Linked DNA regions of Mus musculus: regions 1 and 2 are each linked to region 3. A link is a loop called in an ENCODE intact Hi-C map of the cell type or tissue named here. Cell type or tissue: heart. All regions are shown on one strand.

Region 1 (8,000 bases), 280 kb after region 3:
GGTATGATTACACACGCAGTTTAGTTCTTTAGGATAGTAACTGCTACATCTGAAAATAGTGTGATATGCTTATTGTGAGGACCTAGAAAAAGAGCAAAGTATTAAAAAAGAAATGCCACTTAAAAGTCTATTAGTAAGGATTTAATTTATGTTACATCATACACACACACAAGAAAGAAGGAGGAGAGGAGGGGGAAGTGGGAGGTGGGAAGGGCAGGGATTCCTGGAATTTAAGTGCTTAAGCCCTGTAGAGCAGTCACACATTTATCTTATAAAGAGAAATAAGAACCATATTATTCAGGTTACCACCAAATCCCCAACCTGTGTGCTTACTTGAATATAGCAAGACAGGCCCTGGTCTGCATAGAGTCTATATAGGGTCAGTTGAAGGGTGCCCCATGGACTCCCTGGAGTCTTGGTGGGTATTCGTGAGAGTCTTTGATGTGGGGCTGTGTTATCTTTGGAGAGCTTTGCCACTTTATTAGGCCCTGAGCAGCAACAGCTTAGCCTTTCCAGATGTCAAGGCTAGACAATACAGGTGCATGGTCCTCCTTTAAAAAACATAGCATCTTTAAATTAGTTTATAAGGTAGTGGGAACAAGTTGTATGAATTCTAGGGCACCAGCCAGGGGTCCTGTTCCCACTGTCCTCACTGGACCCTAGAGATCTTTCCCCCAGGTAAGGTGTCTGAGGACTGCAGGTGGAGGGCAATGTAGACCTGTGTCCTATTACTCTGCCATTCACATGTGGTGTCTACACATTCGAGCTGTGTAGCACATGACAAGGCTTGGCAAGGGAAGCAATGACAACAGGGCTGTGGGGGAGGATGGGATACATACGGAAGGGCTCCTAACCTCAGAAGCCATGAGCTGAAGGTCCCCACTGAGTACCAGAAACACACAGATGTTCAGTAACCCCAGACTACACACTGAATTTGGAAGACCACACAGAGGCAGGCTACGGGCCACCATTGTCATCCTGGAATATTCACAAGAGGACTGTGGATATAGAAAGTCAGATACATTAAACAGAGGGACTCTGATGGGAGGTTCATTAGGGAGATTTTTACTCTAGCATAGGCTTGTTCAGGTATTTCATGCATTTTGACCTAGTAATGCTGTCCACTAAGGGTGAACTTACAGATAACGGCTGTCCCGAGTTAAAGAGGGGCTGTGACACTGGAAAGTGCTACAAGCACTAAGCACGTCTTTCTTTTGCTTTCTGAAAAGGTGACTACTAGAAAAAGCAAACTGTCACGTGTGCCTTACTTTACATCCGTGGTTCAATTCCCTCTCCTGACAGAATTGCTCTTGGAGACAGTATGGGGACAGGAGACAGGCAGCTAGGAGGTGTGAGTAGAAGCGAGATGGACTTCAGTCTCCCCAGAATAACCACTATGGGGGGATGCCTTTGAGATGGCTGAGCTCCCACTTTTTGGAGAGAGACTTTTTGGAGTAGTGGGGACCAGCAGATGAACCCTGGAGGATGTCTGAGCTCAGCAACCCCTCCCCCTGGGGGCTGCCTGGGGTCTTAGGATCTCGTGCTGGAGCCCCAGTAGTGGCCCAGAGAGCCTGCCACCACAGCTCTGGCCGTGGGGATCCTCAGAGTCTTTAGACTCTGCCTTACCCCCTCAGGGCCTGCTGGAGTATCTCCTTGGCTCTGGTAAGGGCCAATTCTGAAGAGACAACTACATTAGGTGTCACGCCCACCCCTTCCCAGGAACTTCCGTCTTCAGCGCCCACAGAGCGAGCTGTAGGGATGGTGATGTAGAGATGGGTGTCATCCACGTGGTAGGTCTGCGGTGGTTGGCAACCTCCACTTGTCACTTCACCGATGACCAGGGCCCGGCCCAGCCTCTTCATGATGTAAGTAAATTCCTCGGCGGCACCGGCTGTCACACCACTGGTCAGGATGGCTACGCTCTTCTTGGAGCCATATCGTTCACCTGGAGGACAGAGGCCATTCAGCACGGGGTCAAATCAGCCCCCGCCACCTACAGTGATGGATGCCACGAGGAGGGCCCCAGGTTTAGTCTTCCGCATCTGTGTCAATACGTGGGGCACCAGCTTCGGTCTGCCTCCGTGAAACAGGGATAGCCGTTCATATGCCCGAACACCGCCATGTGCTGTGTGTGGTCATATGGAGGAAGGCTTGGCTTTTCCTGAGGACAGGGCATGCAACCATGTCCTGAACAAAGGAACCTCCCACTCTGACCTGAGAGTCTTTGCTTTAGGCTCCCAGAAGGACATTTATTACTTTATGACTTCATTGTCATTTTAAATTTTTGAGTAGCTACATTAATAAGTATAAAAGAAAACAGATGAAATTAACTTTAATCATGCTTTGATTAAATAATATGTCAAAGAAACATTTACTACAATGAGATTATTACACTAAAGCAAGAGGCCCATCTCCCTGCTTTCCCCTCCCACCCTCCCCTTCCTGCCTTTCATTTCCACAGTAGGCTTTCTGGATCTGGTGTGGAGTTTACAGTGATAATGTAACTCAGTAAGAACCACTCACATTTAAGGTCTTAGTGTCCAAAGGCACTGGTAGATCCCATATTGGAGGCCAATCAAAGTTATAGAATCTCTAAATCTGAGACTATTGTAACCTGGTTTTAAATAGCTGTTTAAATTTGGAATTCATCTGATTTTTTTTTCCTTTTACAATCTTCCATGCTATTGAATAAATCCTGGAAGCCACGGTAGTGAAATGCTTATATAATGAGTAAATGTATAAATGAAAGTGGCCAGTTGCCTCTCTGGTCAGAGGAACCCTGCTGGCCTCTCCGATGGCCTCCCTTGCGTGGGAACACAAGGTCCACCAGAGTCCTTGGTTCTCTGTGCTGGGCAGAGGGAGGGAGGCGATTCACCAAGAAATAAGGCCCCGAGAGTCAGGAGTCTATGGGGCTGAGGTTGCCTCTGCTGCTTTGGGTGTGCTCCAGCCCAGGCAAGTACAGGAGGGCCTGTTAGCATCTGGACATTTCTTCAGGCAATTGTGATGACCTGGAGCCAAGAGTTCAAACAAGATGAGCTCTAAGAGCACCTATTTGATTAGCAAGGTGAGGGGGGCATCCCAGATCTCTATTTGTTGGGTAGGCTGCTAGCTATACTGTTAAGATGGGAGGGGGCATGCAGCTATTAAGATGGGAGGGGGCATGCAGCTGTTAAGATGGGAGGGGGCATGCAGCTGTTAAGATGGGAGGGGGCATGCAGCTGTTAAGATGGGAGGGGGCATGCAGCTGTTAAGATGGGAGGGGGCATGCAGCTGTTAAGATGGGAGGGGGCATGCAGCTGTTAAGATGGGAGGGGGCAATGCAGCTGTTAAGATGGGAGGGGGCATGCAGCTGTTAAGATGGGAGGGGGCATGCAGCTATTAGGCAAAGCCACCTTTAAACCTTGGATCTTTCCCTTATTGGCCGAGTGACCTCAGACAAGACTGTCAAGCCATCTGACCGCCACTTTTCTTCTCTAGACATGTCCTTTCAGATACTGAAGGTTGTTCCAGGACTGTGTCCAGTGGACCAGAACAGGGACCTTATTCTGTCATTGTTATTTTTATATACACTCAAGCTGTTTTTCTCTGATTTACTCAAAAGGTTTTTTTTTTTTGGAAAGAGAATAGGGAGAAGAAGGCTTCAGGTACCTGTGAGCTGAGTGTGGGTCCAAAGTTCGCTGACCGAGTCATTGGGCCGGTTGTAGATCTTGTCCAGCAGAATGGGAGGTGCCTCGTCAAAGAAGTAAGAGCACAAGGCTGAGATGGAGGAGGTGGGGCCGCCAAGGTTGAACCTAAGGGAAGCAGAGCCAATGACTCGGAGGGCGTCTGAGCTCACAGGGAGGCACTCAGTGAGCCCCCTTCCCTGAACTTGGCTCTTTGTCCTGTGAAGAAGGGTTCTAATTTCAGGGTACCTCAGTGCTGCGCACCCCTCGACACTCCACAGGAGACATGATCCAGAGGATCCCGTAGAGTCCTAGTCTCCTGAGACTAAATGTGTCAGTGGTCTAATGCTTCCAGAAAATACTGGCTGGGTATGGTGGCTCCTTTAATCTCAGCACTCGAGAGGCAGAGGATGATGGGTTTCTGAGAGTTCAAGGCCAGCATGGTCTACATAGTGTGCTCCAAATCATCTGCGGACTACATAGTGAGACTCTGTCTCAAAACAGCAACAACCACAGCATCAAAAGAAAGAATTAAAAAATGAAAAGAGGAGAAAATAAAATAACCAAACCTGGGTCCTGATCTTATATACTAATGTATTAAAGGCTCCAATGAATCCTGTAACTGGGAATTTATTGGTATTGCTTTCCCACGTAGCAACCATGGACTGCTTCTCTGTGCTCATTCTACCTATGCATAGAATACAGACCCCCATCAAGTGCAGTAACACAAGTTACCAGTGATGCTTGGTGTGATAGCAAACTCAAGATGGTAGAGGTACACGGGGAGGGAGAAGCCTACACGCAAGTTTGTATTGCCCTTGCCTCTCCATCTAGTGCTGGCAAGTATCAAGAGATTCTTACAGCCCATTGATGTCCATGACCTCAGCATCTGACCCCCAACCCCAGGGACAGAGGAATCTAAGCCAAATGTGCCTCTAGTTGGAGCTTCCCTTTAAAAAATGTGAATGATACATTCAGTCAAAAGGATGTGTGGGTCGGTGGTGTCTCTGGTGTTTGTTAAGGTGTCTAAGGAACAAAATGATCACCTAAGGTTTTGGGCAACTATAAAACCTGGCCATGGGAAATAATCTCCCAGAGAGGGATACCCGCCTCACCATGATTTGGCGCCACCTAGTGACTGTTAAGAGTCGTGCAAGAGCTGCAATTACAGCCGGCCTGGGTGCTTAAATGCTGCGAGAGCCTTTCTCTTGCAGCAGAGATGTGGAAAAGGTTCCCAATGGAGAGATACACCCTGACCTTTCTCATACTCGTGGATGTGTTTGGGACACACCCATCGATAGACCTGGGATCGGAGGGAGGCCTGAGTCTGACCACTGCCTGAGGACTGTTCTGCGTGGGGGAGCAGAGGTGGTGAAGGGGGTCTATGATGGAGACTCACCACAAATACAGTGTTTATTTGTTTGTTTTAAGCAGAGGGAGGTAAATGGGCAGAGATATCCAATAACCATTTTGTTATGCAAAGCTTTCTCATTTTGATAGCATCTCTTCATTTCTAGATTATCCCTGGGGCCCTGGCTTTGTGATGCCCAGAGAATGGCTGTCCTGGGAGGGTGATTTTGCAGAAGTACGACCACACTGGAGGGCTGACCACCAGGATTATAGCCTGTCCAATCTCTCTTGGAGCTACTGACATAGGGCTGGCCTGGGGCCAAGGATCAGCGGGCTTATCTTTTCTGTCCCTGCCCCCCACCCCCATTTGATTTGTTTTGTCAGGCAACTGATGTGGGATAACTCTTCACCTCAAACACACATTGGGATCACCAGGGGAGCTTAAAAAGCTATCAGTGCTGAGGTCCCACTGGCCGATAAGATTTGAACCTCTGGGCTAGCTGGCCAGATCCCTGGCAGGTAGGTCGTCTGGTTCCTTTCAGTTCCTTGGTTGTTCCCTGGGAATCTTTCCTTCTGTTTTGGTCTCTAGCTCTGACTGTCCTCAGCCAGTGCCGTGCCTCAACCTGGGATCACTGTCCAGCCCACTGACCTCATGTCGATGATCAGGGCATCAGTGTGTACAATCTTCTTCCAGATGTGTTCTACCAGCAGCTCGGAGACCTGGGTAAGCAGCTCGCAGTCCCCGAACATGTCGAATCTCAAGTAGCCAATGTTGTCCTCAAGGACATTTGTGTGGAAGGAAAACTTGATCAGGTCTTCAAAGACTTCTGGGGAGGGAATCTGCAAGAGTGGGAAGCCTGGCTCAATATCAGGACAGCAGCAGATGGCCGTGCCCAGGAGCGGGCGGTACCATAGGCTACTAAGGAAATGGGAAGGAGTGAGTGGTGTCTGGGAGGGTAGCATGTGGGTGATAGGGCTGGGGTGGGAACCATGTGTTGTGTCTAAGTCAGCTGATTAGAGACATCCTTGCAGCAAATGCTCAGGTCTGCCAACCCCTCATTTGGTGTCTGGAGATGAAAAGCCCAGGTAAGGTGCCTTTCTGATGCTTCCAACACCTCCAGACACTGCTCAGTGTCCCTGGACCCATCTTCTCTTCTGCTGGGATAGGGAGGGGACTGGCCCTGGGATAAGCACTTTGGAGCCCATCACATGGACAGCTACCCTGTATAGAAGACACTGTTATTCTCCTCTTTCCAGAACAATCTGGAAGCACAGACAAAGAGGCTAACTTTTCTGAGGCCCTCACAGACAGGAACAGACAAAAGCCAGACCAGGAATCCATTCCAAACTCAGTCCCACTCTTTCACTCCATGGCCCTGGCTATTCTGGAAAAAATAGACACGACAAAGTTGCAAATTGGGGTCCTGGAAGCCCAGTACAACTCCCCTAATAGGACTCTACTTCTTCTCTCCCTAGTGCAGCTAAGGTAGACTGGGCCTCCATGAATCCTGTCCACTTTGCCCTGGCCAGATCCGTTTCCTCCCCACAACTCCTCAGCAGCCGCACAGCTTAATGTACCTGTCTGTGCTCCCTGGTACGCTGGTGCTGGCTTTCAAGTATTCTGACTGCAGCCACCTTGCTCCAAATGTCCTATCAAGCTGAGCCTTGGATCAGATACTCACGACCTCAGCTCAACCAGAATCATGCTGTGCATTGTTCGAAATGGCTTCAAACAGAGGTCTTTGGGCTGGGCCTTAGCACTCAGCCACCCCAGGACCTGTGTCCTGTCTCTGGTCTTTGCTTCTAAGGACACAGTAGATCCAAGTCATGTAAGCTTCATATTTTCAGGGAAGGAAAATCTCATTTTAGAGCCTCAGATAACTTGATGACTCCCTTCCCCAGTTTTGACAGTGGGAACTCATGGAAACTCTTGCCTTCTATCTGGCTGAGATGTAAGACCTTCCACTCCAATTTTCACATTAGATTTATTGAGTCGTCTATAGAGCTGCCCAGAGACAGTGGAGACAGAGAGTTGAGAGACAGTGAGGCGAAAGTGAAGAAAGGACAGGATAAGTGAAAACATAAACCCAGAACTAAGCCTTGCATGGTACACATATCCACACCTGCCAACATCTGGATGAGTCACTCGAAGGATTGAACCAGGTTAAGTCTCTGTTGTACCTTACCTGCATAGGCACGATTCCAGGAATTCGGTCTTTGGCATCCTCTGGAATGTGTGCTGTCTTCAGGTGTGGGTCCCCAGAGAGTATTTGCAGATCTGCCCCCAGCATCTCAGCCAAGGCCCCTTCTGAAGTCACCCTTGCATAGCGGCTCTGCAGACCGCTTAGCTTGGCAGCCATCTTGGCCCCCAATTCAGGGGATGCATAGTTATCAGCCACTAGTTTCCCAGCTGTCTGCAGAACAGTGGGCACCTTAGCACGCAGGACCACTATGTCCTGGGCTGTGGAAAGGGCCTCACTCATGGGCACAGTGATGTCAGGTTCCACACCAGCCAAGTCCCAGGCCTCACCGGTGCTGGCACTCAGGGCCATCTGAGTAGGCATGGAGGCATATAAGGGGCTGTTGCCCACCTGGTAGATGCCCACGGAGAGTGCCCCTCCAGCTGTGGGCTCTCCTATAACGGTGGCCCGCTGTAGGTCCTGCATAGTGTGAGCAAAGGCCTCGGCTGCAGAGCCACTAGTGTGGCTCATGAGGATGTATAGGTCCTTATGGGATCCATAGCGTTGCCCAGCAACCAGCGGCAGGGTCCATATTTCTGTGACCCTAGATGTCGCCCTGTCAAAAACAGAGTAGAGGTGCTGGCGGGGCTCCGCCTCAAAAAAATAGGAGCAGAGTAGAGGAACGGCAGAAGAGTAGCTGCCAGGGTTGTAGCGCAGGTCAACAATCAGCGCAGCTGTGTCCACCAGCCTCTGCCACACCAGCTGTACTAGCTGAGGCCCAATGGCCTTTACTGTCTCTAGCTCAGCC
Region 2 (8,000 bases), 48 kb after region 3:
ATAAAGTCTTGGGCTAGACACCAGCCCTGAAGACCTGCAACTTCTTCAGCTCTGAAATGGGATTGAAGCCATATTTTAGCTTTGGCTTGTGAGAATGAAGTTTCATAACCCACGTAAAACTTAGTGCTGGCCGTGTTGCCCAGTGTTTCATGGCCAGGGGGTGGGGGTGGGGGATGTGGCTGCCACCACAGTCCACATGGCATTCCCTTAAAGTTCCTTCTTCAGAGCCTCATCCAGGCCCAGTTTTGTGCCCTGAATAGGACACGTGCCTTCTGGCTGGGAACCTCTGAAACCATTGCTCCTAGAGCCAAGCAGAGGAGGAGATCCCCTCCCTACCAGTCCTCTGAGGTGAGGAGAATGAGGTAGGGAAGGACAGAAACCAATCAAGGATGTGACTTGGGGCCAGTCGAGGCTCTACAGCAGAGTTCGGGCTTTCCCGGGGTGGACAGCAGGCCCCAGGCTCTCATGCTCTTGAGTGTGCAGGCTTGGAAGCTCCAGGTCCTTGGGGGTAGGCTTCTGTAGTGAGCCCTAGGATCTGTCCCAAAGGGAGTGCTGTGTACCCACAGGCAGATGCATTTGTGCCTGCATCTGCCCATCACCTAGTCCATATGGCCTGTGGTCCACACACTGCCCAGGCCTTTTCCTCTGGATACTGTTTAGAAGCAATTCTGCCACACTAGTGATCTTGATTAAAGGTGAAGCTTGGCCTCTGTCCATGCTGAACTCCTTCTCGTTTGTCATTTGGCCTGGCCCAGTTTTGTCATCTGAAGCTATGGCTAGTCCTTCATGAGTTCTCATCCAACTTGTCAGGCAGGGCAGGGCCCCTGTGGAATCTGAAGTGGGACTCTGGATTATTCTAGTGTCATCATGAGCCCCCAGCTCCTCCCCCACAGTGCACACCACATCACTGGGGGGAGTCATTTGTGGCAAATTTGTTAAAATCAGCATCACCTAAACCAAGTCCCAGGACCCTCTTCTTCAGAATAGATGGAGGCTGGTATGGTCTAACAGGATTCACTCCACTGCCCAGTGTCCCTTCCCCATCTTAGCTGCTTCTGATTGACACACTGTTCTAGATGCTTGAGATCAGTAAGCTAAGCGGTACCCAAGGGGGCATCCCCCTCTCTGCGGAGAAGGGGAGGGGGCAATGGGAGAGGGATTTGTAAGGGTGGGACTGATAGGAGAGAGGGGACTGTGAGTGGGATGTAAAGTGAATTAAAAACAAAAAGATTTGCTTATTCTGTCTTCTCATCCTAGGGGGAACAGAGACCAGCTCTACCTTTGGCCTGGGCATAGCACCTGCTTAGCCTCGATCCCCTAAGGCTGCTGTTCTAGCACAGTCCCTAACCTGCTAGTTTCCTGGAAGGTGATCTTGAGGGTCAGAAAGGAACCTCTTTAATGTCTGTCCTTTAGAAAGGACCTCCTCAGAAACATCCTACACTTTACCCACTTGTTTTGGAGGGAATTCCTAGAAAGCCCTGGGGACCCTGCTGACCTGTAGGCTTGGGGGAGCATGGGGTTGGTGTGGGTGCTGTGGTCACACACAAAGAGCTAAGAGCGCCAGGGAAAGGTGAAGATGCTAAAAACCGAGGCCGATGGGCGTCAGACTCTTACTGCAAGAGCTGGGTACATGTCGTGTCACCTTTTCTGTCCTTGAGCGGTGACTCTGCAGAATTCGTGCTGAGTCATGGGCCACCCTCTCCTTTGCAGATAGCCAGAGTCAGTGCAGCAAGGAGGGAGGTCTGGGCCCTGTAACATGAGCTCTTCAAACATATCCTGCAGCCCATCTTTCCTGGGCTCCCTTTATTAAGAAGGGAGATGAATTGAGGAACTGAAGTTTGGGCTGTGGGGAGTGTTCAGTTTTAAGGTGCCCACAGACTTGCCCAGTCTGTCCTGGCTGGGGACTTTTCACTTCACAGCATCTTTCTGGAAAAAGACCTACAGTGCCTTTTTTTCCCCCATCATGTCTGTGCACCCAAGAGCAAACTGGCCTTCTACACTCTCCCATAGATGTTCTTTCTCCAGCATCTTTATGTTTTCTGTCTCAATTTCTCTTGTCCCTAGAATATGTTGTCTCGCCACTGTCCCAATATCCTTGTCCCTGGAGCCTCCTTCAGTTTATGTCAGGGGCCTGTCTGGCCTTGGTCCTATCACTCCAAACCGGAGGCTTTCTCTTCCCACGGCCTGGGGGTATTTCCCTTAGGCCATGGCTTAGTCTGGGTCTCCGAGTCCTTGATTTTTGAGTGCCTAGACCCTGTCCCACCTATTTTGTTTTTCTTTGGACACACACTAAAAGGCCAAGTTTGCAAAACAGCTTCTGGGCAGATCCTTAGACAGGTAGATCTCACTGGGGTCGCTCTGCTGGATTTCTGAAGAATCAGAAGTTGTCCGTGGTCCTGCTGGGTGGCCTCAAAGACTGAGGTCAGAAAGAAGGGCATCCCAGAGTCCTAGGTTTGGGGGGCACACTTTCTGGCTTATAATGCATCTTATCTTCTTTCATATGTTCAGAATCTTGCTTGGCTTGTCATTAGGTTTGGGTGTGGTTTGAGCCTCCTTGTAGGGTGAGTACAAGCACACCATCCTACCTTTGTGCCTTTCCTGTGCGGAACTGGGCTCCTATCCAGTTAGTCAGGACTAGAGACTGGGTCAGGAGATTTCTGATTTTGATACCAGCTGCCCACATCTGCCTCCTAGTTCTGAAGCAAGGAGCCTCTGTAGGGCTTGAAGTTTCCATATGTGTCTTCTCACTCCGTACCTCTTGTCCTGCCTCCTTGGCAGCCCTCCCCCACAGTGGCTGTGCAGTCCTGTCCCCTCTTTTCTTTGCTCAGTTTTAAACAAGGGTCTGGGAGGACAGTGGCCATGGATGACATTTTGTATGTAAGCGTCCTGGATGTGTTACTTTGGGAGAGTTTCTGGTTTTCTTACTGTAGAGTTGGCGATACTGGAGGAGGGGATAGGTCTCTTGTGTGAGTTTCCATTCCTAAACTCACAGTGCATGGGGAGGTGGACTCTCCTCTGGGCAGGGCAGGAATAGGAATGTGGTCGCAAGTCACTGGCCTAGGAATAGTGCTGAGCATTGCTGAGGCAGGCACAAGTCAGCAAGGACATCCTGCTTTATTGGAGATGTTTTACTGTTCATATTTCCATGAATTCTGGTTCTAAGATGTTACATTAAAACAGTGCTTGTCTTAATTACAAAGTCTTTTGGCATGCTTGCACAGTTGTTTCTTAGCCACTGCCTGATTACCAGGTCCAGGGTCTTGAGTCCCCTTAGTTCTCTCCTGCTCTGGAACTAGGACTTAAGAGTAGAGGTGGCCTTTTGGCTAAGATCAAGTGAAGGGTAGAGGTTGACTTTCCAGCCAAAGCTGCAGCTGCTCCAAACCACCAGAAGGGTGGCCAGACGCCCTCTACTGGGAAGGTGGGGCACAGCATTAGACCCACTTAGTGGGTGGAGCCTCTAGTGGGAGTAGGGAAGTATTCACCCTGGGGAGTGAAGCTCCCATGGCTGGTGGAAGGCCCATCTGGGTAGACAGTCATTTCACTGCGACATCCGTTTCGAACACTTACTCCCTTCCTGGGGGACTCCGGTCCAATCTGGAGCATGGGTAGAGGATCCAGAGACGACAAAGCTAGAGAAGGCAGAGCCAGTGCAGTAGCCCACGGCCTGCTGGGGGAGATCGGACAACACGCATTCTCCAGATGGACTGTGTGAGAGTCGGAATGGGAACCTTGCCCCTCCCACCTAGCCCATGTGGCTATGTAGGCCTTTGGCTCAACCTTCAACATTTCACGCCTCAAATGTGCTTGCCTATCTTACGGAAGAAAGTCTTCCCAGGCCTGAGGAAAAGGTGTGGATCGTCAGGACTGTCCCCATTCCAGGCATGTTTGACAGAAGAGACCAGAGAATACTGGTAGGCTAGACGTGAAGGTGAGCCCCCTTTGGTGGTGACTAGAAGAGACAGACCGGGTGGGCATGAAGCTCCTTGTGGGGAGGCAGCATCTCTACGTGGAGGACGAGGCTGGCTGGGGATCAGCGCATACTGGGAGCCTGGAGAGGGACTGGAGAGAACCTGTTTCTTACAGAGGGGTTTTAGAGGGAGGGGCTGAGGGTGTGCATGGGAACGAATGGGAAGTGAATGTGAGCTGGCACCCTGGCTTCTCTGCCTACATGAGGGGCAGGGTGACTGTCCAGACAAGCATTCCCCTTGTCACTCCAGGTCACACGGCATCTCAGGTGCTGTCTTAGGATCTCTTGACTTCGAGTAACTGAATCGTGAACTGAAAGCTACCTGGACGGTTAGAATGTTCCCTTCCCGCTAAAGAATTCAGGAGGTCTCTGGTTCCAGGGTTGATTCTATGGCTCAACAAGGAGATCAAAGAGTCAAGTTCTTTCCAGATATCTGCTCTGCCATCTTTAGGGGCTTAGTGAGGGCTGACCTCATGGTCACATGATAGCTGCTGCACTTCGAGGCATCATGAGTGTATCCAGAGCTGCCACAGGAAGATCTTCACATATGCATCTGAACGACTGAAAATTGGGTTCTTAGGCTGGTTCATAAAATAATTAAAAAAAAAATGGTACAAAGCCAGTTTTACTAGGCTTTTCGAGAAGGGGAAAATGGCAGGCAAACTATAAGTCTTGAGAGGTTGCCAGGTGGAGGGAGATGGAGAAGAGGAGGAGAGATGCTCACAGTGGTTGACTTAGGCCAGCATGTTGAGGGTCAGTAAGCAGTCACCTGGCAGAGTAACAGTGGATGCAGGAGGAACAGCTTCGGAGAAAGAGGGAGAAAGCCCAGAGTGTCTGGGAACTCACACCTAGGCCTTGTCTAGCATCTGAAAGCAAAAGAAATAGGAGAAAAAGAACAAGTTATGTTCTTATGATTAACTCAGAAATGTAAGCAGGTTCTACAGTTGCCGTGTAATAAACATTCGGCAGGCATCTGCACTGAGGGAGGGGCTTCTGGGAGAGACAAGTACATCATCTCATTAAAAGGATGACTTTAGTCTTCCCCTCCCCGTAGCATGTCTTCAGGTAAACCAAAGCTGGAAAGGGAAGTTAGCAGGGTGGGGGTGGGCCCTGGCCAGGTGATTGACAGGTCCAGTTGTGTTAACTCTTAAAAGGAGGAGATAATAGAATATAATGTTGATCTCGTGTCTTCTGGCCTGGCCAAACTAGTGGACTCTTTATGACATCTGTGGTTTTGACCTTTTCAGAGGGTCATCTCTTGGGGCTCATGTGATATTGATCCTTTTCAGACTGGCTTCTCTCACCTAGTGAGGTGGAGTTGAGCTTCCCCTGGGCTCAGCAGCTTGGAGACCACCTTGTGACAGCTCCTCCCTCTCACAAGTATTGATTGTCTCCCTACTGAGATGTTACCTGTGAGTAAAGGACTTCCTAGTGTCAGGCTCTCTCACCTGGGAACTGAGCTCACACACAGGGGTACCGGATGGCCACACTTCCTGCTCCTCACCGTGGCCCACAGCTTGTGCTGTGCATCGAGTCGGCTGTGGCTTGTGCTGTGACACCTTCCTGTCCTCAGAAGCAAACTCTCTTTTGCCATGTGGGCTCTGATTCCTTGTTTCAGAGTCCGGGCCATGCTGCCTGTCCCTTGTGTTGGGACTGAGCTCCTCTTGGAGCCTCCACCATGGCTGTTGCCTCTCTGTCTGTCTGTCTGTCCATGTCATCTATAACCTTTATCATAAACTCTGTACTCCCTAAAAGCTGTATCCCATTATATGGATGTGCCAGAGAGTATCAGTCCTGCCGAAGGCCGTCTTGTTTGCTGTGTGTTTGAACTGTAGAAATCAAACGTCTACAGACATCATCAAAGAGATGCAATAAAAGTCCAGCTTGGTTGGAGGAAATGCCAAACTCAAACCTCTCTCTCACAGCAGCTGCCCAGATTTGTATTCTCGCTAGCAGAGTACGAGAGGTTTACTCATCTTTTTATTCCTGGTTATTATACAGCTGGGAGCATTAACAAGTGAGTCTCAGTGTGTACAGAATTTTATGGGTATGTGTGAGACTGTCTGTAGAGTAACGTTTCAAAAAGATTTTTATCTGCAATGCTTGAAAATGTTCATTTCCACACCTGCATCGACTGCGTGCTACTAAGCTTTAATATTTTGGCAATTTGACAAGTGAAAAAAAAAAAAAGGATGACTCCTGAAGGCTTCTACTGTGAGAGAGTGAGGTGGTGCTCTGGCTGTCTGGGCGAGGTCTTTTCTCTGGTGACTCTCAAGCTGTGCAGTATTGGGTACGTGACTGACTGTCTCTGGGCTTTGGTCCCTCCACCTATAATGTGAAGATAGCCATGATTCTTGCCTTGTTAACTGGACTTGAGGACTCAAAGGTATGCATCATGTAAAATGCTAACATATCCTGTCTTTAAGTAAGTGGTGAGTTAATGAATATTATTGTGTAATATGTTTATGACAATTTGGGCTTCTTAGCGTATGATTGGGTGGTTCATAATAATTTCCCGTTTTCTCTGGATTCTTCTTTTGCATATTAACTGATTAGAGCTCTTTGTATTTTAATAAATTTCATATATACCTCATTTGTGTTGTTTATTTAAGTGCTTGATTTATCTCTGGCTCTGAACCAGAATGACATCTTTCTCTGGGACGCAGCACGTCAAAGCTCACACAGCCCTACTTCTCCCATCTAGGGCTTCCTTCTGAGGGCAGTCACACCAACCAAGCCAATGTAGTTTTCAGTAAGGGAGGGGACTGGCCAAGGCAGGGCAAGCAAACTGCCTAAGGGTAACAGGGAGTTGGGTCTGGTTCAGATCTTTTCCTTGATTTCTTAGGTTTGGCCTTTACTCTTAAATGAGGGGGAATTTAGAATTTACAGGTAGGAAGGAGAAGGTGCAAGGCACCAAGACAGACATACAGATAGACATACAGACAGACAGCTTCAACAAGTCTCCCTCCCAGAAGCCTGGGTCCCTTGTTCTGGAAAGTTTGGACTAAGTATGGAGGATTTGAATTCACGGCGAGTCTTTCTGCTTGGTTTCTGATTGAAGAACAGGTGTGTGTGTGTGTGTGTGTGTGTGTGTGTGCGGGCGCGCTTAGTATTTTGAGATAAGGTTTCACTGTGTAGCTCATAAGATTTCATCCTTAAGATCTTCCTGACTTCTGAGTGTTAAAACTAAAGCTATGAGGCCCAGGCCTGGCTCAGTGTGTGTATGACCTTAAGTTCCCCAGCATTAGAATGGAGAGCAAGACTTTGAGAGCTGGCCCTGAGCTTAGCGACGAGAACACTAGTCAGGTCTCAGTTGTTCACCTTTCTGTCTCACCAGCTTTGAGGACACAGTGCTACTCAACTTGTGGTGGGCTGTGCCCTGATCAACCTATCTACAGCCAAACCTGTCCTATGTAAGAAATGCATTTTATGTACACATCCTCCCCAGAGCCTGGCTAACAACAGCTTTCCTAGAGTATCCAGCCTTTTCCTGGACTTTGCAAATACTCTGCAGCTCCCAAGGGAGGGGGCCGATGAACAAACCTGTGGGTGTACCAGAGCTGGCTGGCAGTTTTTCTCCTGGGTCGCTCAGGATCAGCAGTGTCATGGATTCAGTGTTTGTGATCTGCCAACTACTGTTTGTTTGCTTGTTACTTTATTTGTTTATTTATATACAGATAGGGCTTTAATCTGAAGTCTAGGCTGGTCTAGAACTTATGCTTCAGTCTCCCAAGTACTAGTGTTACAGGCGTGAGCCACCGTACCTGGCTTCTCTCATCTTTATTCTTATTCTCTTTAATCCTCATAGTAACAGGAAGTGGCCTGTTAGTGTATTTCCTAAATACTGCAGGTCAAGTAATTTATAAAGAGCAAGGGTTATTCGATTTATGATGCTGAAGTCTGGGATGTTGGAGATCGGGTGGCCTTAGTGCTGGTGGGAACTTTGCAGTCTTGAGCACAGGGTAGCACCTAGGCATAGGCATAATGTCCTAGCTGAGTGTCCTTTCCTGCTTTTCTACAGCCACAGTCCTGT
Region 3 (8,000 bases):
TTCATTTTATGTAACATATTTAGGGGTGATGGGACAAGGTCTTGCTATGTAGCCCAGGCAGGCCTCAGATACATGCCTTGCAATTTGTAGTTAATTGTACACTATCTTTTAAAAACATTATTGAGCAATAAGTCCTGTGCCATCATATTAACTCACACATAGTATGTGCACACATGTCCTCCATACACACACACAATAAAATATTTAAGAATTTTAACTATAGGGCTGGTGAGATGGCTCAGTGGTTAAGAGCACCGACTGCTCTTCCGAAGGTTCTGAGTTCAAATCCCAGCAACCACATGGTGGCTCACAACCATCCGTAACAAGATCTGACACCCTCTTCTGGAGTGTCTGAAGACAGCTACAGTGTACTCACATATAATAAAATAAAAAAAAAGAATTTTAACTATATAATTCAATGATTATATGTATATATATATTCTAATCTTGGAGTTAGATGTAAAGATCAGTGGTGCAGCATTTGACCAACACACATGAGCTCTTGAATTGGATCCCTAGCACCAAACCAAAAAAAAAAATCCCAACCAGCCAGCCAACTAGCCAACCAACCAACCAACCAGCTAGAACAGTAGCAACAACAAAATAAAACAAAACATGCACACACACACACACACACACACGCGCGCAAACAAACCAACAGACAAAACCCCCTTTCCTATCAGGTTCCCAAGTTCCATGGATGGAAGAACCAGATTTTTCTTGTCATGAGTGTACAACAGCATTAGCATATAATAGAGACTCAGTTTGTATTTGTTCAAATAAAGAGTGGAAGAGAGCAAGAGAGAGAATAAGAGCAGATGAGAGACAGACACAGAGGCAGAGGTGGACAGAAAGAGACTGGGGTCTAGGGTAAGAGAGCCTGGAGTTATGTGGGTGAAGGTGTGATGTCTGTAGTCACATTTTGTCTTTACTACTTATGAGTCTGATTCTAAGTTTTGTTGTTTATTTTGTAGGCCGGCTTTAATGACCATAGTTGATGGAAGATATAATACTTGTGTCCATGTTGGGTCAAAGATGATGGAGCAGATTCTTCTCAACATTTCTCCAGATTGCCTCAACAGAGTAATAGGTAAAACAGCAACACCATCCATTGGTGTTCTATGAAACCATTCGCAGGAGCAGTCGGAGCACCAAGAGTACAGTGCTGTACATAAAGCTGTTCCCCGTCAGTATAAAAGTGGGAAGTTGAGTTTGAGTGAGACATACAAGCTTACATAAGTTAGAAGGTGAGAGCTCACTACATCTGTCTCATACATGAATAAAGTAAGCACCTGATCTCTTTAGCCTAAATTCCTAATTGGTCAGCAAAGATACAGGATTCTAGTCTCATCATAGTTAAAAAGAAACAAAGAAGTGTGTAGCTCCATGCATTGAAATGAATTTATGACTGGATTTTTTAAGATCTTCAACTGTGATGCCAGGGCCAGTCAGGGCCAGAAGAAGGCAGACGGATCCCACCTCTCAGATGGTCATGCTGCATGTGTGTCCTCGTTAGCCCCAGACTCCTTACGTGGACAAGCTAATCTCGGTCTTTTGTTTGCTTAGCTTCATAATAGTGGGTAGCTTTTTGTGTTAATTAAAAGTTGAGCATCTAATCCAGAAATAGGAAACAATGATGTTTATATTTGAGTCTTATCCCTAAGATACCTTATTTTGTATATACAAATGTTTGGGGTATTTGTTTTTTGTTTATTTTTAAATCTAACATCCCAAAACATTCCATTTGCAAGACCCTCAGCTCAGACATACTCAGTTTATATATGCACCACTATGATTAAAACTGTAAAGCAGTAAGTATGAGGCCCTCTTTAATATGGACATGCAATTTTTAAAATTTATTTTTATATTTATTTTATGTGTTTGAGTGTTGAATTGAGTGTAAACAGTCAAACACCAGAAGAGGTTCAAAGAGGGCATTAGATTCCCTAGAACTGGAGTTAGGAATGGCTGTGAGCTGCCATGTGGGTGCAGAAAATTAAATCCAGGTCCTGCAAGAACACGTGTTCCTGATTGCTCCCAAGACACGGCCGCCTTACTTCAGGCGGGAGCAGACCTCAGTTCCTCAGGTATTTGGGAGCTGATGGCTGGGGCTGCTGTCAGTCTGGGTGTCGCTTGTGCTTGCTTTCGTGCTCAGTGGGAAACACACCATCTTCCTAGACTCCCTTCAACAATTGGACGCTGGAAAGAGAGGGGTAGAACAAGAACTGAAAGATGTAAGTCTGTGAAGCTTGAGGAACCAAGAGAGACAGGAAACCTTCAGAATGTGTTTCTGTGCAGCTAGTGGGGTCCTGAGTGTCGTGTGTGCTTTGTTCTTCCTCAGTGCCTTCCTCAGAGGTCACCTACGGCATGGTCGCCTCAGACCTGCTCCATTCCTTGTTGGCTGTCAGTGCTGAGCCTTGTGTGCTGAAGATCCAGAGCCTTTTCGAGTTGGATGAGAACAGCTACCCACTGCAACAGGATTTCTCCCTACTCGATTTCTGCCCTGACTCACGTAAGCTGTGGAGCCCAGGACTTTCTCTAAGGGCAGAGGGCACAGGAGGCATTCCTGGGAAGGAGTGATGAAACAATCTGTCTTTTGAAGATGCATTTATTTTTATTATATGTATGTAAATGTTTTGCCTGTGTATGTCTGTGTACCATGTATGTACCTGGCACCCACAGAGGCCAGGAGAGGGTGTTAGATCCCGAGACTAGAGTAATAGATGGTTGTGAGCCGCCGTGTAGATTTTGAGAAAATGCTCTTAACTGCTGAGCCATCCAACCCTATGATCTATCTTTTGAAATGAAATGACAGGGATTTTGCTTAGAGTTTTTAAAATAGGTAATTTATTAGCATAATATAATTGTGCTAAATACATAATTTTTTAAAGAAAATTCTGTGAAGCTTTTATTATTTGTTTTTCTGTTGGTATTCTCCCCAGCACTGACTTTCTGCTATAAACTGAATTGCTTTCCTTCATTATAACTGTGTCTACTGGGCTAGGGATGCAGTGCTGTTGCTATGGCCTCAGGCGTGGTCGTATCCATCCTTGCCTGCCACTGACACTTTACTGTGGGGCTCTTGGCCCCTGGTCTGTCCTGTAAGTTGTCAGCACTGTGTGGAGTTTCCTTCTGGGAGACAAGCTTCCTCTTAGACTAGGGTACCACCTTTTCATCTTTAGCAGGAGACTTCAGGAGAGATTCCAATTCCTTGGCACCGATTGTCTCAGTATAGCCAAAGGGAGGGGCACAAATGCTTCTATTTAGAGTACTGGGACTCCTGCCATGATATTTAAGTTAATTGACTGAATTAGTATCATGAAAATGGCTGTAGCCCTGAAAGCAAGCTACAATATTCAATGTAGTTCTTAGCACAATCCCAGTGAGTTTCTTCTCAGAAATAGAAAAAACAATCCTCAAATTCCTGTGGAACAAAAGCACCCTTGAGCAGAGCCTCCCCTGAGGACAGAGAGCACAGCGTCTGATTTCAGACACTTTCACAGAGCCACAATGACAATAACAGACAGACGTGTGGATGAAGGGAATGAAATAGAGGGTGCAGAACTCACCCCTGGCAGGTATGATGGAGCAGTGCCAGGCCATACACCAGTGTGTGTGGCATTCGTGTCAACAAGTGGTCCTGGGAAAACCACGTGAGAATTCTCTCATCCACTACAGAAGGCATTCAAAATGGATCAATACTTCTAAGATCTGAAACTTTGACACTACTACCAGAAAACACAAGGAAAATACTTCTAAGATAGAGACACAAGCAAGGACTTCCTGGCACCTTCGGACTGGTGTGGCTGTAGAAGGCAGAGCCTCATGGAAAGGACTCCAGTAGCTCAGGAAATAAGATCAAGAACTGGCAAATGGAACTGCAGATAACTTTAAAACTTCTGCGAAGCACAGAGAAAAGAGACAGCATACAGGTCAGGAGAGAAACCGTCAGCTGTGTTTTACTATCTAGAACAGAGAACAACAAACAAAATCAACAAATGACAAGCAGTTCTCAAAAGGAGTACAAGTGAGCTGGGGGTGGGGGTGGCCCTTGCCTTTAATCTCAGTACTCAGAAGGCAGAGGCAGGAGGATCTCTGTGAGTTCGAGGCCAGCCTGGTCTAGAGTTCCAGGACATCCAAGTAGTTTCTAAGTCTATGAAGAAAATATCCAACATCTCTAGCCCTCAGGGACAGGCAAATAAAAACTATACTCAAAGTCCTCCATCCCAACCAAAGGAGACAAACTGCAAATATTGGTGAGAATGTAGGGAAAGAGGAATCCTTACACACCAGGTAACAGCTCCAAACTACAGAGTCCACAAGCAGTAAATGGATAACAGACAGCACCATGCCATTCACAGGAGGGTGTGTAGCCCTGACACACAAGAAGAGTCATGCTCAAAGGACAGTATGAAGAGGGCAAACAAACTAGCATACACCTTTTCTCATTCCTTAGCTAATGTGTAATGCTGTACATTGTACATCACAGATATTTAGATGGTATGCGCCTATAGATTATATAGTGCTTGATCAGGTGTAGCAATCAGAGAGGAAGAGGTGGTGCTTGGGAAGGGCCACCCCGGATATTGGCTTTTGTGGCCTGCTGGCTCTAGATCTAACCTTCCCCACTTGCTCTGAGGTAACAGCCATTCTAGTGAGTGGCCATAGCGTGGCCACCATGATGCTAAACACTAGAGGGCAGTGGAGACATACCACAGAAGGCCGGGCTGCTATCCTAGGTTGAGCTGGAAGCCACACCTCTGAGTCACGTGTCTACTCCCTCCTGCCCTGGACACAGTGCGCTAGGCTGGGTCCCTTGGCAGACCACCTTTGCTCGCTCACTCCTGCCTGAAAGATTGTCAGTCAGCAAACTAATGCAAGCTCAAACCGAGAGAGCCAAGGTGGTTATTTGCCTGATTTCACTCCTCCTCATTACTGACAAATGGTTAATTTACACAGAAACATGGGAGGGATGGAGAAGTTTAAGGAGGAAGAAGGGAAGATTTTATTTTCCACGCACCCTGACTGCAAAGTACCACAGTTCTGCGCTCTGATGAGAGGGAATACCGACAGCATCTCGGACCCCTGGAGTCTGATTCCAGCTCCAGAGCTGCTCTCTTGCTGCGGGGGACTGGGAGGCAGCGTGTCCTCCTTCCTGCTCTGCTAATGGGAGGGATCTCTCCTGGGCTCGGGTGCTGCCTTATCCCGCTGATGTACAAAACCTTATTCAATTCCCAAGAGATTGTTCCTTCCTCCTTTCCGCAGTGAAGCACAATTCCTTAAAGCAAACAGTGATTCAGGCAAACCATTCCTTCCATAGAAAGTATTAGTGGAGTATAATGGTCAAGTATTACAGTCTGGTTTTAAAATTGCATGCTAAACTCAATTAAGAGATTTGTCAATTATGTTGAAGGAGCTGAGCTTATGGAATCTAATCAGTGAATTATTTCATTATATTTTTCTAATTAACTCTTCAGACTCTCTTATCAGGTTGCTAGCTTCTCCCTGCTCCTTGGATTAAAAACTTAGAACAAGTGCCATGACTTCTTTCCCTCCCCTCCCCTCCCCTCCCCTTCCCTCCCCTCCCCTTCCCTCCCCTCCCCTTCCCTCCCCTCCCCTTCCCTCCCCTCCCCTCCTCTCCTCTCCCCTTCCCTTTCCTCTTTTCTCAGTATTGTGACTGCTTTGATCACCATGAGCAGTAAGTAAATTAAGTAGAATTCCTCTAGTAGTGTCTGGTTCCACAGGTAGACTGTCCACACTTCCAGCATTCAGCTATAGCTAACTCACTGCCTGGGTCCTATTGCTCCGTCTTGTGCTTCTGTCCATCCTTCCCCTCCCCCACCTCCCCCCACCACACCCCTTTCTCAGGTGCTTGGTCACCCCAGCCGGAGCCTGAATGTGGCAAGGAGGAAGATCTCCTGAGGGGCAGGAACCTCGAGCTGCAGAACTTCCAGGACCTCCCTTTAGTGAGGTCTCCCCACCACTCCATGACCGACCTTGGTTTGCTACAGTGTTTGTTGCAGCAACACCATTCAAATCCCTTACAGCAGGGGATTGCCTTTGTCTGGAAAAGGAAGTCAGTTTTGAAAATTTATTCCTCCAACTCTTTTTAAAATTAATTTATTATTATAATTAAGTACACTGTAGCTGTCTTCAGACACACCAGAAGAGGGTGTCAGATCTCATTATGGGTGGTTGTGAGCCACCATATAGTTGCCAGGAATTGAACTCAGGACGTTCGGAAGAGCAGTCAGGGCTCTTACCCGCTGAGCCATTTTGCCAACCCAGTTTTTCCAACTCTTATGAACAGAATTCTGGGTAAATTCCAATTGTGAAGTGCTCAAGGGAGACCAGAAAGTAGCAAGAAAGTGAAAAATAATCTCCCTTCCTCTGCTAATTATCCTCTGACAGTGATGAGCACAGGCTGCTCATGGCTCTTGAAGTAATTTGGGCAGACATTCCACACAGAAAAGTAAGAAAAGCATAATTGACAAATGACTGCACAAATTACAACACATCATTATGGGATGCCAAATTGGCAGCCATGACACCAAGGCCAGTAGGCAGCTTCAGGAAGTGCTCTCCCCCAGAGATGCTCCTTCAGGAGAGCACAGGCCCCTGGGGCTGCCTCACATCGCCCCTCAAATTCTTCACCCCTCCCTGGAGCTGTGCCCACTGTTGTGTAGCTTTGCCAAAAAGGCACGTCTACTTCTCTGACCCTGGATTTTCAGCTTGGCCATATGGCTTGCTTTGGCCCAGGGATATCTAGGGGCACCATACAAGCAGAAGACAAAAAACATGCTCTCCTATGCTTCTGCCTCCATCTCGACAGGCGCTGTCCCTGGGTAGCTGGTGGTCAGTGTGAACAGTCATGGCACTGCTCTGGTAAGGATCCCCCAGCCCATCCAGACCCACGGCGTGAGAACAAGTTACCTCACCTGGGGTAACTCCTGCTCGGCCAACCCACAGATGCAGAGGATAAAAATGTTGATGCTGCATCCACTGAGAACCCGTGGTCATTTGCTATGCACAGAGTCAAGTGAAGACAGCAGCTCACCCACTGTCTTTGACTGGCTGTCCTTGAATCCTGGTTCTCCTGGCTCTACCTACCAAGTTGCTGCCATTCTGCCACCTCCCCACCCTCCACCAAGCTGGGCCTTCTTTTTCTGGGAAAGGACTTCTTTTTCCGCTAGAGGCAGATAGATGTTCACATTAACAACAAGGGGGAAAGCTGGATGAAGCACAGACCTTTTTAAAAAGAGCCCCTGAGTCAGAAGCAAAGCACAGGGATGAAAGAGTTTCTGAGAACCACTTTGCTCTCCGGGAACTTTCTGGGTTTGACCGAGAGGCTAAGCAGGTGGGCAGAGTCTCGGTTCAGGGCAGCAAAGGCTGCAGCTGCAGCTGCAGCTGCAGCGTCTCTGCAGCTTGGGAACTGAGAAGCTGGAGACTAACGCTACCAAGGCAGCCGGGCAAAGACAGCCCCAGGGGCCTTCCCCCCTGGAAACATTTGTTGAATTGTCGAACTTTCATTGCTAACTATGAAAGCAGTTTGAGGAAAATGTCTTAATTCTTTTAGAAATTGGAGTCAGGACCCACAGAGGAAGAGCTCTTGGTTGGATTCTCTGAAGAAGGACATTCAGGACTCTTCAAAACCTGACCATTGGCTTGCCATGCTTAGTTTAAATAATGACCATATCCATTCATGCTTCCTCATACGGTATTTCCACGCGTGCCATAGTCATGGGACACTCCCTTTCCTGCTGTCTTGTAGATTAGAATTTTTTTCTTTGTTTTCTTGACTTTGGGGAAAGCAGAATACTGATGTTATATTCTTATGATGACCAGTAGTTGCTCACCCTTAAAGAATTCTGCCCTCTAAACTCCTTTATGAAAGTTAATTACATCAGTTGATAATTAAGTTTAATACTGCCCCAGTATAACCCGATTGTTATTTTTTTTGCAAGCTGTCAGGAACAGCAGTTTGGAGTATTGGGCTTCAC

The links. Peaks named below come from ENCODE experiments on the same cell type or tissue, not always from the same donor. Only the 100,000 strongest peaks of a DNase experiment are listed, where the experiment ranks them.
Region 1: a loop joins it to region 3, with 7 times the contacts of the local background. A loop is called at or near these places in 5 of 42 quality-filtered maps.
Region 2: a loop joins it to region 3, with 3.0 times the contacts of the local background. A loop is called at or near these places in 4 of 42 quality-filtered maps.

What each region holds. Positions count from the first base shown.
Region 1 is chr14:33,956,343-33,964,342 of GRCm38, reverse strand. Rbp3 (retinol binding protein 3, interstitial) reads right to left here. Exons shown (of 4, transcript NM_015745.3): 1 at 7,199-8,000; 2 at 5,662-5,852; 3 at 3,649-3,791; 4 at 124-1,945. The coding sequence ends at 1,623. Among named protein-coding and RNA genes, the nearest start is that of Rbp3, 6.3 kb to the right of the region's middle. In heart, a CTCF peak has its summit at 4,802 (motif pointing left); no DNase peak of the experiment used is centred here; H3K27me3 peaks cover 1,536 bases.
Region 2 is chr14:34,184,248-34,192,247 of GRCm38, reverse strand. It overlaps a transcript of Gprin2 not described here. Among named protein-coding and RNA genes, the nearest start is that of Gprin2, 13 kb to the left of the region's middle. In heart, a CTCF peak has its summit at 3,412 (motif pointing left); no DNase peak of the experiment used is centred here; H3K27ac peaks cover 423 bases; H3K27me3 peaks cover 376 bases.
Region 3 is chr14:34,231,928-34,239,927 of GRCm38, reverse strand. It overlaps Shld2 (shieldin complex subunit 2), which reads left to right. Exons shown (of 10, transcript NM_001360074.1): 9 at 975-1,090; 10 at 2,342-2,895. The coding sequence ends at 2,580. Among named protein-coding and RNA genes, the nearest start is that of Syt15, 16 kb to the right of the region's middle. In heart, a CTCF peak has its summit at 4,701 (motif pointing right); a DNase peak (open chromatin) is centred at 4,747; H3K4me3 peaks cover 655 bases; H3K27ac peaks cover 293 bases.